Regions from separate parts of the Mus musculus genome. Here region 1 is linked to region 2. Evidence: chromatin loops called from intact Hi-C (ENCODE). Cell type or tissue: heart. All regions are shown on one strand.

Region 1 (8,000 bases), 87 kb after region 2:
AACTTAGCTCCTTAAACAACACCCATGGCATATGTCACTGTGTTCTGTGCGAAAAGTCCCAGCAGCTCAGCTCCCTGGCAAGCTCGCCTTGGCTTTGGACAAGCCGGGTGTCGGCTGGCCCAGCTCTTGTCTCACTGCTGGGGGGCAGAAGGCAGTTCCATTTCACAACAGTTGTTGTCGGCAGATAATTTCCTCTTAGGATTTCCAGAACAGGCCTGTTCACAAGTTCTTTCTCTGTGCCTTCAATGGTCGCCATATCTCTTCCACCTTGTGTTAGCATTCTATCTAAACCCCACCCCACCCCACCTTACCTGGCAACAGCCAGGTATGCTCCACCCCACAGTTACCTGCCAACAGTCAGGTAGACCTGACCCACTATAAAAGGGGCTGCTTGTCCCCTCCTCCCTCTCTTGCTCTCTAGTTTCTCTCTTGCCCTCTTGGGCTCTTCCCTTCCTCCCTCCCTTATTCCTTTCCCCCATCTGCACGTGTTCATGGCCAGCCTCTATTTCTCTTCTCTTCTCTTCTCTTCTCTTCTCTTCTCTTCTCTTCTCTTCTCTTCTCTTCTCTTCTCTTCTCTTCTCTCTCTCTTTCTCTCTCTGCCTTTCTCTGTCTCTACCCCCTCAACCCCCCTCCCCATGCCCTGAATAAACTTTATTTTATATTATACCTCGTATACCTCGTCTGGCCTCTCAGGGGGAAGGGATGGCTCAGCATGGGCTCGCCAAGACATCCCCTTCCCCCATACCTGATTACACATCCATAGACCACATACTATCTCTATCTTTTTGTAAACACATCCCTTGAGACACAGAGAGGTCCCACCCAGGTGGCTCTCCTCTCCTGAGGTCACAGATGTAGTTCCATCTTGCCGGGTGTGGTTAGCAGTACCACTCCACATCAGGCTTCTATGCAGCCAGGCTGGGCACTTTCCCCACAGTGTTGGCCGGGGATTCGACATCTCTGATAAGCACACGGTATAAGCCAGGCCTGTTGTTCCAGGAGCAGAAAAGTCCTTTGCACCTAGGCCCAGCTTTTCCTCACATTTCCCCTAGGCACTCTCGGGAGTGTTGGTGGTACATCTGTGCCTTGAAGACAAGCTGTTCCTTACAAATATGGCTGGTCCTCTGTTCCTCAGTTCCATATTGCTTCTTGGGAACAATCCGCCAACCTCTACCTTCTGATGCTCTGAGGTTGTGGGAGGTGATTCCCCCCCCCCTCTGGCAATTTAAAGAATAAAAAAAGCAGGAAAAAACCAGGTCTCAGCAGTCAGGCAGATATTAGTGAAAGAGAAGCTTTTGCAAACACCCGTATGAGCACACAGACAGACAGACACACACACACACACACACACATGCGCACATACACACACACACACACACACACACATGCGCACATACACACACACACACACACACACGGAGCACACAAAGCACACATGACAAAGCACATGAAGAGAAGACTCCCCATGGTGAGGAGGGAACTTAGATATGGTGTTCAAGTTTTCTGGGGAGGGCCAGGGGATTTCTATGTTTGGGGGGGATGAGATGAGCCTCAATTCCCCAGAGGTTAGAAATGGATGCTTTAGGGACTAAATAACCCAGACAAAGGCAGGGAGGCTGACTGACTCCTGCAGAGACTTGAAAGTTCCACTGAACAGTCACCAGGGATGAGGGGGAGAGGCCAAATCTACTCCATCTTGGGGCCAGCCTCTATCTTTAAAGAAAGAAAGAAAAAAAATGCCTGAGAATTTGACTTGCAGCCGATCCCAAGCTATACCCAAGTAGGAGGAAGGACCCCATTGGTAGTTATGCCTAGCTTCTTTCTAGCAACAGTTAGTTAGTCAAAGATTAACCTGATTGTTTCAGATGTACTCTCGGACCTTTTGCTTTTATATACAGTCTTGCTTCAGAGCGCCCACCTGTCTTGCAATAGTCATTCAATCAGATGCTTGCCAAGATAGACACCACCTCATTTGCTCCATTTCCTATAAAGCCGTGTCCCAATCAGCGTTCTGGGCTGCATCACTAAATATCCTGTGGGTCAGTGGTGAATCAGCCCAAACTTGAGTTTGTAATAGAGAATCTAATGTGATCACATCAGAAACGGCTCCTTGGTGGTCTTTTGGGTTTCATTAATGCTTCCTGGCAGAACAATGGGATTCCTGGGATGGGAGAAGAGGTCCCCACTGAACAGTTCCCTGGGGTTGGGGGAAAACATCTCTCTGAACCGATCCCTGGGGTTTCCAGGAGACCACTAGTCTTTGTCTTAGAAAAGGAAAGGCAGAAGGAAGGAAGGAAGGAAGGAAGGAAGGAAGGAAGGAAGGAAGGAAGGAAGGAAGGAAGGAAAAAAGCAGGAAGTCAGCCATTTTAAGTGTTGAAGTGAAAACAGCATGAGTGCTCGCTTCGGCAGCACATATACTAAAATTGGAACGATACAGAGAAGATTAGCATGGCCCCTGCGCAAGGATGACACGCAAATTCGTGAAGCGTTCCATATTTTTTGAAATTGTATCCAATAGCAACACACTCGCAGAAGCATGTCAGTGTCATATTCTCCCTGGGTGTGGGTTACATGGGTTCACTTTCTGTAAGCTAATAGTTTAACCAGGTACCTTTGTATAGTGTTAGGACTAACAAACCTAAAGAGCAAAAACCGTCATTGTAAAAAGATGTCAATAAAGCAGTTTTGTTATCAAGTCAAAAAAAAAAAAAAAAAGAAAGAAAACAGCATGAATCTATCAAGGTCTCTTTTGTCTGTCTGTCTGTCTGTCTGTCTGTCTGTCTACCAGGGACCAGTCTGAGTCCTAGTCCCTCACTTTCTCTCTTTATTTATGCTTGCAGTCTGGAGACACACTTTACCTTGGAGAGTTACCCTTCTTGAAATCTGAAGTAACCCATATCTCCTCCTGGCTCCTCCAAGTCGGAGCAGACCCCTCTGCCTTCCATACATTGTTTCCAAAGGCGATTGTAGCTGGGCAGACAGTCCTGCCTTCCTACATTGTTTCTAATGGTGATTGTGGCTGGGCAGACAGCTCTGCCTTCCTACATTGTTTCTAATAGTGTTTCTGTCATTTTCCTGGCAGCTTTGAGGCAGAACAGCACCGGCTGCTGTGTGTTAAGTAAGCAAGGATGCTTCTAAACAGAGCCAGGCTTTGTAAGGCTGGTTATCATTGGTGGTGTGGTCAGGAACCCAGAAATGCCTGCATTGTTCCCTGGTCCTTCCACCCTTCCTCACCATGATTCCTGTACTAGCCCAGGAGACACAGGGACATGGGAACAGCCTGGCTTGTCTTCTGCCATAGGCAGAACTTACAGGCATTACGGACTTGATTGTGTGGCTGAGGTCCCACAGGCCTTCCTATCCTCTAACCCCAGGACTGTGCTGCCCTCTGGCTGGTGGCCTGGAGGTGGACTAGAAAGCGGCTGAGCTGTGTTTTTCTGCTTCCTCATGAGAAAACAAAGAAGAGGGGAGTATGTCAAGTGTGCTTCACCCTGGAGCCAGAGCCTGGCCACTACAGAACACCCTGTAGGTGTCTAGGATCTAACCTCTTCAGAGGAGCAGTGCACCTGGTTTGGGAGACAGAGCTAAGCAGAGCAAGAGGGTGGATCTCACTTCTCTCCAGACCAGGCAATGTTCTAAGCATTTCCTGTAGATGAACATAAGGAGGAGGAGGAGGAGGAGGAGGAGGAGGAGGAGGAGGAGGAGGAGGAGGAGGAGGGTGGTGAAGGATTAAGGAATCTGGTGATATGAGGCTCTTGGCTGGGTACCAGCACAGAGGAAATTTAAATGCAATGAGTCATGAAGCCGCTATGGAGATGATGCAAGGCAACAATGTCTGTGTGTCACCTCTAACACTGAGCTATCTCATGTCCCAGAATGCTGATGGCACCCAGGGAAAACCCTACGTGTTCCTGCTGCCATGCCTTCGCCCAACCATCAAGGACAAGTGCTGGAATTAAAGGTGTGCACCACCACTACTGGCAACTGGACAGTAACTAAGATACTCTCCCACCACAGGCCCCTTTATTCTTTATGCTCTTTTACACTTTACCCAACTGTTCAATAAGCTGATACCCAGCCACAACCTAGATTTGCACTAAGACTATCAATGCTATTAGGCAACTCATTCTATATTTATTGGCATCTTAAATATTTTAATTAATTGTTATATGTGCATATATATTATATATATACTATATAGTATGTATGTATTTATATATGTATGTATGTATGTATGTATGTATGTATAAAATATATAGCCAGAACTGGGTTCAATGAAAGACTCTGTCTCAAAAAAAGGTGGAACAGGCCACCCCATCATATGGCTCTGGCTTTGGACACCACTATAATGAAGTCACTAAACTGGAAGCCATCAAAGAGAACTCTTTAAAAGTGTGATAAGGATGCTGAAGTTAGCCCTCCATGATGATGGTTTCTGCTGGGAACTTGGGAGGAGAACATCTCAGTTGTTTTAAAGGGCGGGCTACTAAGAGTTTAACCATGCTCCATTGAATTTAAAGATAAAAAACTTTGGGTTTTCTTTTTTTCTCTTCTCCTTTTTTCAAAAATAATTTGGGGGTTGGGGCAGACATGGAAGGACTGGGAAAAGAGTGTGATCAGGTTGTATGATATCAAATTCCCAAAGAATCAAGAAAAATATTACATTAAAAAAAAGGTATAAAGTAACAGTGGAAATTGACCTCTGACTTTCACATGTACACACATGAACTAGCATACCCACACCACATATATACATATGCATACCAAGCATACACACAGACATATGCACACACACACACACACACACAGATTTAAGATGACGATGACAACAACAGACCCAAATAAGAAACATATCTTACTTTTTTGTTGCTGTGATAAAACACCATGACCAAGGTAACTTCTAGAAGGAAGAGTTTATTTGGGGCTGACGGTTCCAGAGGAATAAACGTCCATCACTCTTATGGTGGGGATCATGACAGCAGGGAAGAACATGGTGCTGAGCCAGCTCACATCTCCATCCACAAGCAGGAAGCACAGAGAGAACCAATTCAAAATGGAGTGAATTTTAAAACCTAAGCCCATCTCCAGGGACATACTTCCTCCAGCAAGGCCACACCTCCTAACCCTCTCCCAAAACCACCAACAGGGCACCAAGTATTCAAATGCCTGAGACATATGGACGTTGCTTATGCCAAGTGTTTGACCCCCAACAAGAAAAGTAACTTTGTAGCACTCTCTCGGGCCTCTGTTTGCAAAAAGAGTTGAGCAAAAAGGAGAGAAAAGTCTCACTCTTGTGAGAACCTCAGCAGGAAACAGATTGAAGCCAGCACCATAATCACGGCTCAGGCCCTGGCCTACCGTTGATGGAGCCCTCATCCTCTCTTACTGTCCAGTTCCACCTCCTGGCCTTTCTTCTCCCTTCTCAACCCAGAAGAGAGATCTCACGCTGTGATCCAGAGCCCTGGGCTCACTTGTGGATACAAGGCCACAGTGCTTGCCTTGTGGGATGGGACTGAACCACGCATCAGATCCCGGAAACTGCACTGGGCTAAATAGGCAGAACCCCACTGCTGTGCTACCCACCCACTGACCTGATACCCTACCTGCCCCCGACCTCTGGCTGGTTCCTCTCTCCTGCTCCAGTAAACCCACAGTGCCGGGGGGATGCTGGACCCTACTTGAACTGGAGTCGGTGGGTTACTTCCAACCTGTGCACCTCGTGTTCTTGGGAGAGGCGGAGATGGATTTTCCTTCTCCCCGACCCATGCTAGGGCAGCAAACAGGCTCTAGGAAGTGGGAGTCCTGGGCTCTTACCTGAATCCCATCACTGTTTGGGGTGTGATAGGGAGAGCCCCTGCCACGTAGGGTCAATTTACTTCTCTTAAAGGGGCTTGTACTTAGGGACACCATGCTGAGGCTCTGGTTACTCTCTTGGCTGGCCTTGAGGAAACCCCCATGGCTTGAGTCTGCACTGAGATTACCATTGGGATCTTCTGTACTTGTGGATGGCTCTCTACCACCTATGTATCTATAGCTATCCCAAAGCTCGGACAGCCAGGAATCAGGCTGCTTGCTGTCTTAGCGTCATAGTTCTGCCCCTAGCTAGCTCTTGGAGTCACGGGCACGCTCAAAGAAGGCCCTAGCACCTGCCGCAGTGGGACTTCTGTGTTCTCAGCAGCTGCTGTCACCAGCATTTTGATAAATGTCTTAGGAAACCGAACTTAGTGGTAAGAATCAAAGCAGAGATTGGTGTCAAAGGATGGCGGTGGAGCCTGAGGCTTCCGGTTGGGGGTGGGGCACCGGAGTGTGTGTGCGCGATAAGCCTGCAGGGGGCACCCAGAGATTCAAAGCCAGCTCTGCCTCAGTGGTGGTCATGGGCCCTTTCTGGAAGGATGGAAAGGTACTGATAGTTAACCAGTGACATACCTGCAGGGTTAACCTTTGCTTGGCCAGGTGTGCACAGCCTCCCACGTGGCTGGGAGCCTGGGGAGGAGGGGCAAGAGGGGGCATGGGCTGAGAACCTTTGCTGAGGACCCGAGAGGGCGAGAGCTAGCTGTCCCCATAGTGCCTGATGCTTTTATTTCTAGACTTTTCTACTTAAGAGTAATTTAACATCTACGTGGAAATGCTGAAGTAAGAAACCACTACAAGAAAATAAGAGAATTTCCAGAATCCATCTGGCTTTTATAAGGCGATGGAGAATAAACCAGAAGCCAAGGTCACAGATGGGGATGAAGAAGGGAAGTAAGTAAGCCTTTGCCATCCCCTGGCACCGGGTTAAAATGGTCTGGGGAGTGCCTGGGCAATTTCTGGTTGATTCTGCTGTGTAACTGAGTTTAGGGATCACTGCTTTAGAAAGGTAGGAGACGTGTTCTTTTTCTCCACAGTTTTGAGACTTCTTGAACATATATTCCATTTTCTCTGGAACCAGGGGCCTCTGTGGTGTGTGTGTGTGTTCGAGTGTGTATGTGCATGTGGATGCCAGAGGTCAACCTAAGGAGTCATTCCTCAGGTGCTGTCTCCTACCCCCTCCCCCTTTAAAGACAGCCTTTCACTGGAGCCCAAAGCTCAGATTAGACACTGCCCCCCACCAAATGCTTCGGATTAAAAAAAAAAAAAAAAGCCTGTATAAGAAGTGCTTCACCAACTAAGCCATCTCCCCAGCCCAGGCTTCTCTTTTGAAGATGGCAAGTTCGGAGGATGCATTACAAACATCTTGCCTGTTATGGATGCCAGCTTGGGCCAGGCTGTGTGCTGAGAACAGGTAAGGTAGGTCTGGAGGAGGGCAACACCCAGTGAGGAGAGAAGCTGAGTGCCCCCCCTCCTTCAACTGTGTCACCCACCATTTTGTGCCCCTGGGTCTGTGCCTTGCCACTCTTTTGTTTGTGTTTGCATCCAGATGGACCATTTACTTACTCTGCTATTCAGTGCCCCGGTGACCATGCTGTGCTTCCTGTCAAGCCTGAGACAAGTAAGACAGGCAAGCATGGTGTGTAGAATGAAGATCTCCCCGTACGGTAACACCCTGAGCTCCAGCAAGCCTGCTGTGGGTCCCATGTGCTACCTGAGTATGTAAACATGCCCTTTGTCCCAACAGGTAAACTTCCCCTGAACCTGGTTTTAATATCAACATAGATCTCAGCCCAGAAATTTCAGAGCTAGGGAATTTCTACTGCAGCAAGCCAGTGGCCATGAGGACAACAGACATGGCTTGTAGTAATTCTGGGGACACCAAAAAATTTGAAGACTCACCATTATTGTTTGAATGTGAGCAGTGGTCTATGGAATCCTCTTTGAACACTTGGTACCTGGCTAACAGTGCTGTTCTGGGAAGCTAGGGAGCCTTTGGGAAGAGAGCCTGGAAGGTGACAGCTGTTTCTACCCCACTTTCCCCAAGACAGGGTCTTTCTGTGTAGCCCTGGCTGTCTTGGAACTCAATCTGTAGACCAGGCTGTCCTTCAACTTGGATACCCCAGTGCTGGATTAAAGGTGTGGGCCAC
Region 2 (8,000 bases):
AGGCTCCAGATGCCCATCCAGTTACCTCTTTGATGCCTTGTCATTTGTTCTAACCGGGGGAGACAGTGTACATCAAGACGTTTCAGAAAGAAAGACTGACATCAGCCCCGAGAGGACCTCATACTGCCGTCCCGACAGAGCCAACTGCAGCCAAGGCTGACCCCACCTGGATTCATCCCTCTTGTGCCAAGCCTAGACCAGGACCCGAAATAGAGCATCTCACCTGGACCAGTTCCACTCAGGCTAAGCCGCTCACACAGGACTCCTGCTTGGTTATACCCACCTCCTCCCTTTCTGCCTACTAGTCTCATGGTTAATCTTAACCCAGATGTTTACTTCTCTCTCACGGGAACTTGGTAGGCCTGCATCACTGGCCTCACCCACAGTATAACCTTAGAACATCTGCATTATAATCCCGTTTTATGTATGATTGATAGTACATGTACTACCCCAAATATACGCTTATTCAGGACCAGTGGGGGCCCACCTCTTATCCCCCTTTGGGCTGCCCCACACGTGATACAGGAGGGCTCCCTCTCTCCTTGTTCCAATGATGGTAGGAAGGAGGGTAGCCGGGACCATTTCCTTTAGCACTACAGTCATACTCAAAGAAAAATAGAGGGCCTACAACAGATAAGCCATCAGACAGGTGCAGACATTAGATACCTCCAAATGTCCCTCGATATCCTCCAGACCTGTGTAGAGTTTCTGGCAGGTGTAGTCTTCCAAAACCTGCAAGGCTAGGACTTAGTTTCTATGTCCCAGGGGTCACTTTATGTGATACTGGGGAGGCTTGCTTCTTTATGTTCACAAATCAGAGTGCTTAAAGAGACTTTGCAGAAGGTGAAGAGTAATTTAGACAAGAGGCAACAGGAGTGTGAGTCAAATAAATCCTGGTACCACAAAGCGTTTGATTGGAACCCATGGCTCACAACCCTCCTCCCTGGCCTGGCTGGTCCCTTACTCCTTTTCTTTATATGACTAGATGTGGAGTCTTGTGTAGTAAATCGCTTCTTAAAGTTCATCAGACAAAGAACTGCCTGGGTTAAGCGAATGAGCCCTGGGATTCAGTATTTACCCCATAGCAGAGATCAAGTGTTTAAAACTAAAGACATGGGGATTGAAATGACGAAGAGAAGCCACCCTGTCCCAGTGTTATTGTGTGCCTGCCTGGTCACTCTCAGCTGTTCTGCAACTGTCAAGGTCATATTCACCTTGGCCAGGCTTCTGGGAACTGTCCATGATTTTGACCATGGTCCAAAAATATTATGTAGTGTCTGGAAGATGCTGCTGAGCCTTACAAAGAAAGCAGATGTTACTAGGCCACTACAAATCCTCGCTAATGTACTCCCCCACCCCCAGTCCTCACCACTGGAACTGATGTAAACTTTAAAAATGCTGTACCCCTGAGCTTGGGCACCAAGTCTTCCAGAGGCACAAGCCTACTCTTGGTGTGGCTGTCAATAAAGGAGCCAGAACTTTGAATTGGCTGTCTTTATTAGGGTTTTACTGCTGTAAACAGACACCATGACCATAGCAAGTCTTAAAAATGACAACATTTAATTGGGGCTGGCTTACAGGTTCAGAGGTTCAGTCCATTACCCTCAAGGTGGGCACGTGGCAGCGTCCAGGCAGGCATGGTGCAGGAGGAGCTTAAAGTTTCTACGTCTTCATCTGAAGGCTGCTAGGAGAATACTGGCTTCCAGGCAGTTAGGATGAGGGTCTTAAAGCCCACACCCACAGTGACATACCTACTCCAACAAGGCCACACCTACTCCAACAGGGCCACACCTTCTAATAGTGCCATTCCCTGGGCCAAGTATATACAAAACATCACATTGAGTTAATGTGACTGTTAGTAAATATTTTTTTGTGTATCATTTCAGTCTGCTGTGATGTTCCTCTGGGGACTATGTTGGTCCTGGGGCAAATAATTTCATTAGAGATCTAACTGACTCTGCAGGTGATGGAGACTTCCCTAAAGGAGAGAGAGCAGTAGAGTCTCCCAGGCTGAGGGAGAATAGCTTGGTCGTTGGCAACAGTAACCAGAGGCACATGGGTCGGTACAGAGATGCTGTGGGAGCCTATCACAGTACAGGTTCCTAGGACATGAGTACTGTGTTTGTATCATTTCTACCTCTTCCTTCTCCATCCAACTCCTCCTGTGTTCTGCTGTTATGAAATAAGAGGCAGCATTGGAGCCAAGGATTGCTACCAAGTCACACCATGCAACCCATCTCATGGGAGAGGTTTTTGGTGAGAAGGTGTACCCAGAGGCTGCCTCTGAAGGAGGGAGGGTGGAAAGGGAAAGAGGGCAGAAAGAGAAGGCGCTTTTTAAATAAGGAGTTATAGCGCATGCGCGCAGGGAGACTGCGTGCAACTCACGTGGCAGTGAAATGTGTCGCTGATGACGATATGGCCTGCTGTTGCTAGGTTACTAAAAGCGGCGGGGGGGGGGGGCGCTTATGGGGTGAGGTTTTCCAACATGTCTCCCACTTATTTATTATAAAAGACGAAGAAATGTTTAGGTGTGACTGGGGAGCTGGGGTGGGGTTGTCATTCTCTCTAGACTGCTTCCTGCTGTCTGGGGCCTCACCAACAACAAGAAAACTGTTACTTTCTAGAATGGTACACTGTAAGGGTGTAAGGTCGCCAATCTTCCTATGGACTGTATTCACAAAAAGAGCCTCAACCAGAAATTGTTAAAGGTGATTAAGCTTTAATGTGTTGAGAGCTCTACTTGGAGTCATACGAATGTAGATAAGTACAGGGGAAAGGCTTTATTTAGCCTCCTGTATATGTTTTCGAGGTATAGCCTAAAGCAAGAAATTAAAAAAAAAATCAAGGGTTAGCTCTGATATACTTAATAGATAATGCTCCTAATATGGCATTTTAAGATGTTTGAACTTGGGCTGGAGAGATGGCTCAGCAGTTAAGAGCACTGACTGCTCTTCCAGAGATCCTGAGTTCAATTCCCAGCAACCATATGGTGGCTCACAACCAACTGTAATGAGATCTGATGCCCTCTTCTGGTGTGTCTGAAGATGTATGTCTACAATGCACTCATATAAATAAAGTAAATCTTAAAAAATAAAACAAAATAAATAAACTTACCTTTAAAAAAAGATGTTTAAACTTACTATGACAGATGGAGAGATACCCCAGATCTCCAAGAGGATAATGGGACAAGACAATGGCTCCACCTGGATTGTGGTAACTGGACTCTGGTAATGCTAGCCTCTGGGTGAGACTTCCCCAATGCTTTGCCCGCCTTCAGGGCCCAGTCCAAACTGTGGGCAAGCAGGACACTGGAGAGTTGATTGCCCCACTTTGCTTTCCCATGTTTATCCTCTACAGAAAAGCCCCTCATCTTCTGATCCTGGGGGGCTGAAGACAACGCTGTCCTGGCACCTCTGCCCCCAATGCCATGGAGAACACAGGAGCCTGGGATGAGTGTCTAGGTATCCGAGAATATCGACTGGTCTCTGCCATTTAGTTGATCCGTAGGTCATGTGGATTATGCTTCCAGCTATAATTTATCCTGTTCAGGTCTCTGATGGTGTTGATGGCTAGGCTGCCTGTAGCTTTGTCAGCTTGGCAGCAGTAGGCAACTGGCTCCTCTCCCCAAGACTGCAGCCACCCTGTTAGTTCATATAGAGCTACTGGGTCTCTTGTTAAGAAAAGGCGGGCAGGTTTGCCTTACTAACAGACTTTCATATCAAGGAATACGTAGGTTCCAGGTGTAAGTTTCCACTAAAAGGAAATGCCTTGAGTGACTGCTCTCAGTGATCGCCACTCATGTCTCTGATATATGACCAGATGGAAAGAGTGTTAAAAGTCTACACAAGTTATAACAGTGTAAAAATAATGTTTAAAAAGAGATTTATTGGGCTGGAGAGATGGCTTAGCTGTTAGGAGCACTAACTGCTCTTTTAGAGGTCCTGAGTTCAATTCCCAGCAACCACATGGTGGCTCACAACCATCTGTGATGGGATCTTATGCACTCTTCTAGTGTGTGTCGAAGACAGCTGCAGAGAACTCATATAAATAAAAATAAATAAAAATAGATATATTATTTATTATGTACATGGTGTCCTGAGTATATGCCTGAATGCCAGAAGAGGGCACCAGACCTCTTTATTAGATGGCTGAGAGCCACCACGTGGTTGGTTTCTATGTGTGCACACACTCTCTCTCTCTCTCTTCCCCCTACCCCCTCTATCTCCCTGGGCTTCATGACTTCCCTGGCATCCTTTCTTGGGACCAGTAAACTCACCCAAGAGTGGCTTCCCGATAAACCTGACTTTTTATACTCTAATCTGGTTTAAACTGGCTCATTTCACTAGTGGAGAAATAACTTATCATGCCAATTGGGGCACCAGGAAAGTGAGTGTGGTGGTTTGAATATGCTTGGCCCATAGGAAGTGCCTCTGTTAGGAGGTGTGGTCTTGTTGGAATAGGTGTGGCTTTGTTGGAGGAAACGTGTCACTGTGCAGATGGGCTCTGAGGTCGCCTATGCTCAAACTCTGGCCAGGGCAGGAAAACCTCCTCCTGACTGCCTTCAGATCAAGATGTAGAACTCCTGACTCCTCCAGCACCAAGTCTGCCTGCATGCTGCCATGCTTCCCACCATGATGATAATGGACTGAACCTCTGAAACTGTAAGCCAGCCCCTATTCAATGTTTTCCTTTATAAGGGTTGTCCTGGTCATGGTGTCTCTTCACAGCAATGGAAACCCAAACTAAGACAGTGGGCTCAGGCTTATCAACAGGATGATTTATTAACTGAAATAGTTCTACAATATGGCAGGGCACCTTGGCCTGGCTTATACAGAACAAAGAGGCACTATATGGCTTTTGGAGAAAATTGTTATTTCTATACAAATGATATGGGGTTGTAATCTGGTATACTCAAAGGAATATTACAAAAAGAGGACCTGAGAGGAAATAATTGATAAATAATAGTTTTCTAGGCTCCTCCCAGACAGTAACTCTGATGTCAGCGATTACAAGGCCTTTGGCCCTTCTGCTTCTGCTAATTCTGTTGGCTTTTACATCACCGATGCCTCAAATGGATGATAATTCCTGCCTGGGTACCATGAGGCTGATGGCTATTAGATCCCAATATAAACAAGTACCCATTACAGAGTCAAGGACTTGACCCAGGATATAACTCAAGATGGGGAACGTAAGACCCAAAAGTTAACCTATAAAACCCTTCTTTCCAAGAACCAGGCAACTTCCTGAAATGCTGAGAGCTGTTGTTTTTGGAAAATAAGAAAGCCATATGGTAAAATATGGTGGCAGTATGGTTTTTGTCCTTAAAAGCCCCTACAACATGTATCTCATGGCCACTTGCTGAAATTCCAGAGAGTGGTCCTGACCGAAGTCCATCCTGGATGGTATTTAATTAAAGCTTGCTTCAAATTTGACTCAAAATTGTGGAATTGTTTTTTTTTTTTCCTCTTGCAAATTTCTGGATTAACACTTCCCTATTGAGTAAGATCCTGACCTGAAAGATAATTCAGCTTCTCTTAAATCCCTTAAGAATTTGTGTGATATTTTAGAAGCTCAAAAAAAAATTATGTTGTAAAGACCCTTGGCCAGCACTAGGTCTGATGGCATTGCGACCTTGTGACTTTAAAAATCCTGCCCTCCTTTGTCTGGATGCCAAGAGTCGTTCCCAGGCATGAGCCTACTCTTGGTCAGCTGAGGACTCACCACACTCTTCACTCATCAACAAAGTGTGGCGTGTAACCTTCTTGAGTGGGTTATCTCAGCCTCATTATAACATTGCCTGGAAGCTAGACTACCTGGAACTCACAGAGATGTCTGCCTCTGTCTACCCAGCGCTCAGACTAAAGGTATGTGCCGCCACCCCCAGCTTCATCAAAGGCTCATCAGGAACAAAATTCAGTCTCTGGACTCTTTCTTCTTTCTTTTTTCTTGTTTGGATGTTGTGGATTTGTCTGTTGATTTATTTCAAATGTAACCCAAGACTAAAATAAATGTTGGCTACAGTACTCACTTTGGAAAAACACAAGGAACATGAAGCATTGGTTTGAATGCACTTCCTTAAGAGGGCTCTGTGATCCTGTTCCCAGACTGAAAACACACGGTCCAGACTAAGTGGCCTTGCTATACACATTTCAGAAGGAAACATTAAAACAGACAAAAAGAAATCCCTAAGCGTTATGGTTATCTGACCACAAAAGCAGTTAGCACGGGACACAGATCACAGTGAACAAATAGGGTCTCCCCATACACTACTGCTACACCCAACACCAGGCCAACAAGACACCCTGAACACAGAGCAGCTGTCCCACGGAGACATACTTAGGGTGAGGAGCACCTAGTTGGCCAACTGTGACCATTTCTGTTCTTGTTGCTAGAAGTCAGAGTTGAGGAACCCATGTCACCCTCTCAAGAGATCTGGAGTCCCAAAGACACTCCTGTCCCCACCTTATGTTTTTTAAGACTCACTTTATTTTTATTTATTTTTTTTAAAAAAAGATTTATTTATTTTATTTATACGAGTACACTGTGGCTGTCTTCAGATACACCAGAAGAGGGCCATGTGGTTGCTGGGAATTGAACTCAGGACCTCTGGAAGAGGAGTCAACGCTCTTAACCACTGAGCCATCTATCCAGACCTTTTTATTTTTTATTTGTTTGAGACAGGGTTTCTCTTTGTAGCCCTGGCTGCCCTGAAACTCACTTTGTAGACCAGGCTGGCCTCAAACTCAGAGATCCACCTGCCTCTGCCTCCTAAGCACTGGGATCAAAGGCTTGTGCCACCACATCTATTATTTTACTATTTGTGTATTCATTTGCAAAGGCCAGAAGAGGGCATTATATCCCCTGGAGCTGAACTTAGAGGCTGTTTTCAGCCACCTGATGTTTGTGCTTGCAACCAAACTCAGGTCCCGTTGTAAACACAGTATGTGCTTCTAACTGCTGCGCCATGTCTCCAGCTCCTCTTTACTTTTTGAGACAGGGTCTCTCACTGAACCTGCAGCTCAGGGATTCACCTAGGAGACTGGCCAGGGACTCTCCCACCTCTGCCTTCCTTTCCAGAACTGGGATTCCTGACAATGATGTTGAACTTGGCTTAATGGGTGCTGAGAATCCAAAGTCAGGGCCTCAGTGAGCTCTTTAGCAATTTTGCTGCCTCCTGGCCCCTCCTGATTCTTTAGCTGACCTAAAGCAGCAAAGGCTTGGATGTCTTCACTATTTTATGCTTAGGCCAGGTTGCGAGTCTTTGAGGTCATTTCTGAGAAGGGGCTGTTGGTATAAAAGGTGTGTGCTTTAGCTACTTGGGGTCGCTTCTGTCCCGATTTCAGGATGACCCCAGCATGCTGGATTAATAAACCTCTTGCTTTTTGCATCAATCTCTGTCTCTGCATCTCTGTGAGTGCGACATCCTGGACGTAAGGCTTTTCAGGTCTTATAATACTAGCATTCCACACCCTATGTATGCCTCTGCATACGAATCATACATACGTACATGCTTGTGCACATCTACATAAAACTAGCATCATACTACACACAGAGCAGCAACACAGACATATACATACATAAATGTGATTCAGCAGGTCCAGGCACACACACACACACACACACACACACACACTGCCAAGAGCAAGTGAGGAGGGAGAGGAATAGATGGAGTGGGGGAGGGATAGAGAGAGTAGGGAAGGGGTAGGTATATTGTTTTTCTCACTCCCAGTCAGCTCCTTTCTCTTGGTACATAGCTTTGTTTTGGTACATCTTTTGTTGTTTAAACACATGAGCCTGGAACTAAATCCCTGGGTCTTTCCGGATGGGAAATGAGATTTCTTTTCTATCAGAGTCTGCAGCAACAAGACAGCACATCAGAGAACTTGAAGGCCTCTTGGAAGGCTCTTGATTGGCAGCTCTTTCCCCCACTCCAACCCAGGAGCAGCCTCCACAGCAATCTGCTAGCTGCAAGCTATAAGCGCCTGTGAACCTCTCCCACT

What was found. Peaks named below come from ENCODE experiments on the same cell type or tissue, not always from the same donor. Only the 100,000 strongest peaks of a DNase experiment are listed, where the experiment ranks them.
Region 1: a loop joins it to region 2, with 3.0 times the contacts of the local background. A loop is called at or near these places in 5 of 42 quality-filtered maps.

What each region holds. Positions count from the first base shown.
Region 1 is chr15:77,065,398-77,073,397 of GRCm38, forward strand. It overlaps Gm24753 (a small nuclear RNA gene), which reads left to right and starts at 2,394; the gene lies at 2,394-2,500. In heart, CTCF peaks have their summits at 3,390 and 6,325 (motif pointing right); DNase peaks (open chromatin) are centred at 112, 3,384 and 5,694; H3K4me3 peaks cover 534 bases; H3K27ac peaks cover 3,105 bases.
Region 2 is chr15:76,978,804-76,986,803 of GRCm38, forward strand. No RefSeq gene overlaps it. Among named protein-coding and RNA genes, the nearest start is that of Gm35933, 4.8 kb to the right of the region's middle. In heart, a CTCF peak has its summit at 4,116 (motif pointing right); no DNase peak of the experiment used is centred here; H3K27ac peaks cover 568 bases; H3K27me3 peaks cover 155 bases.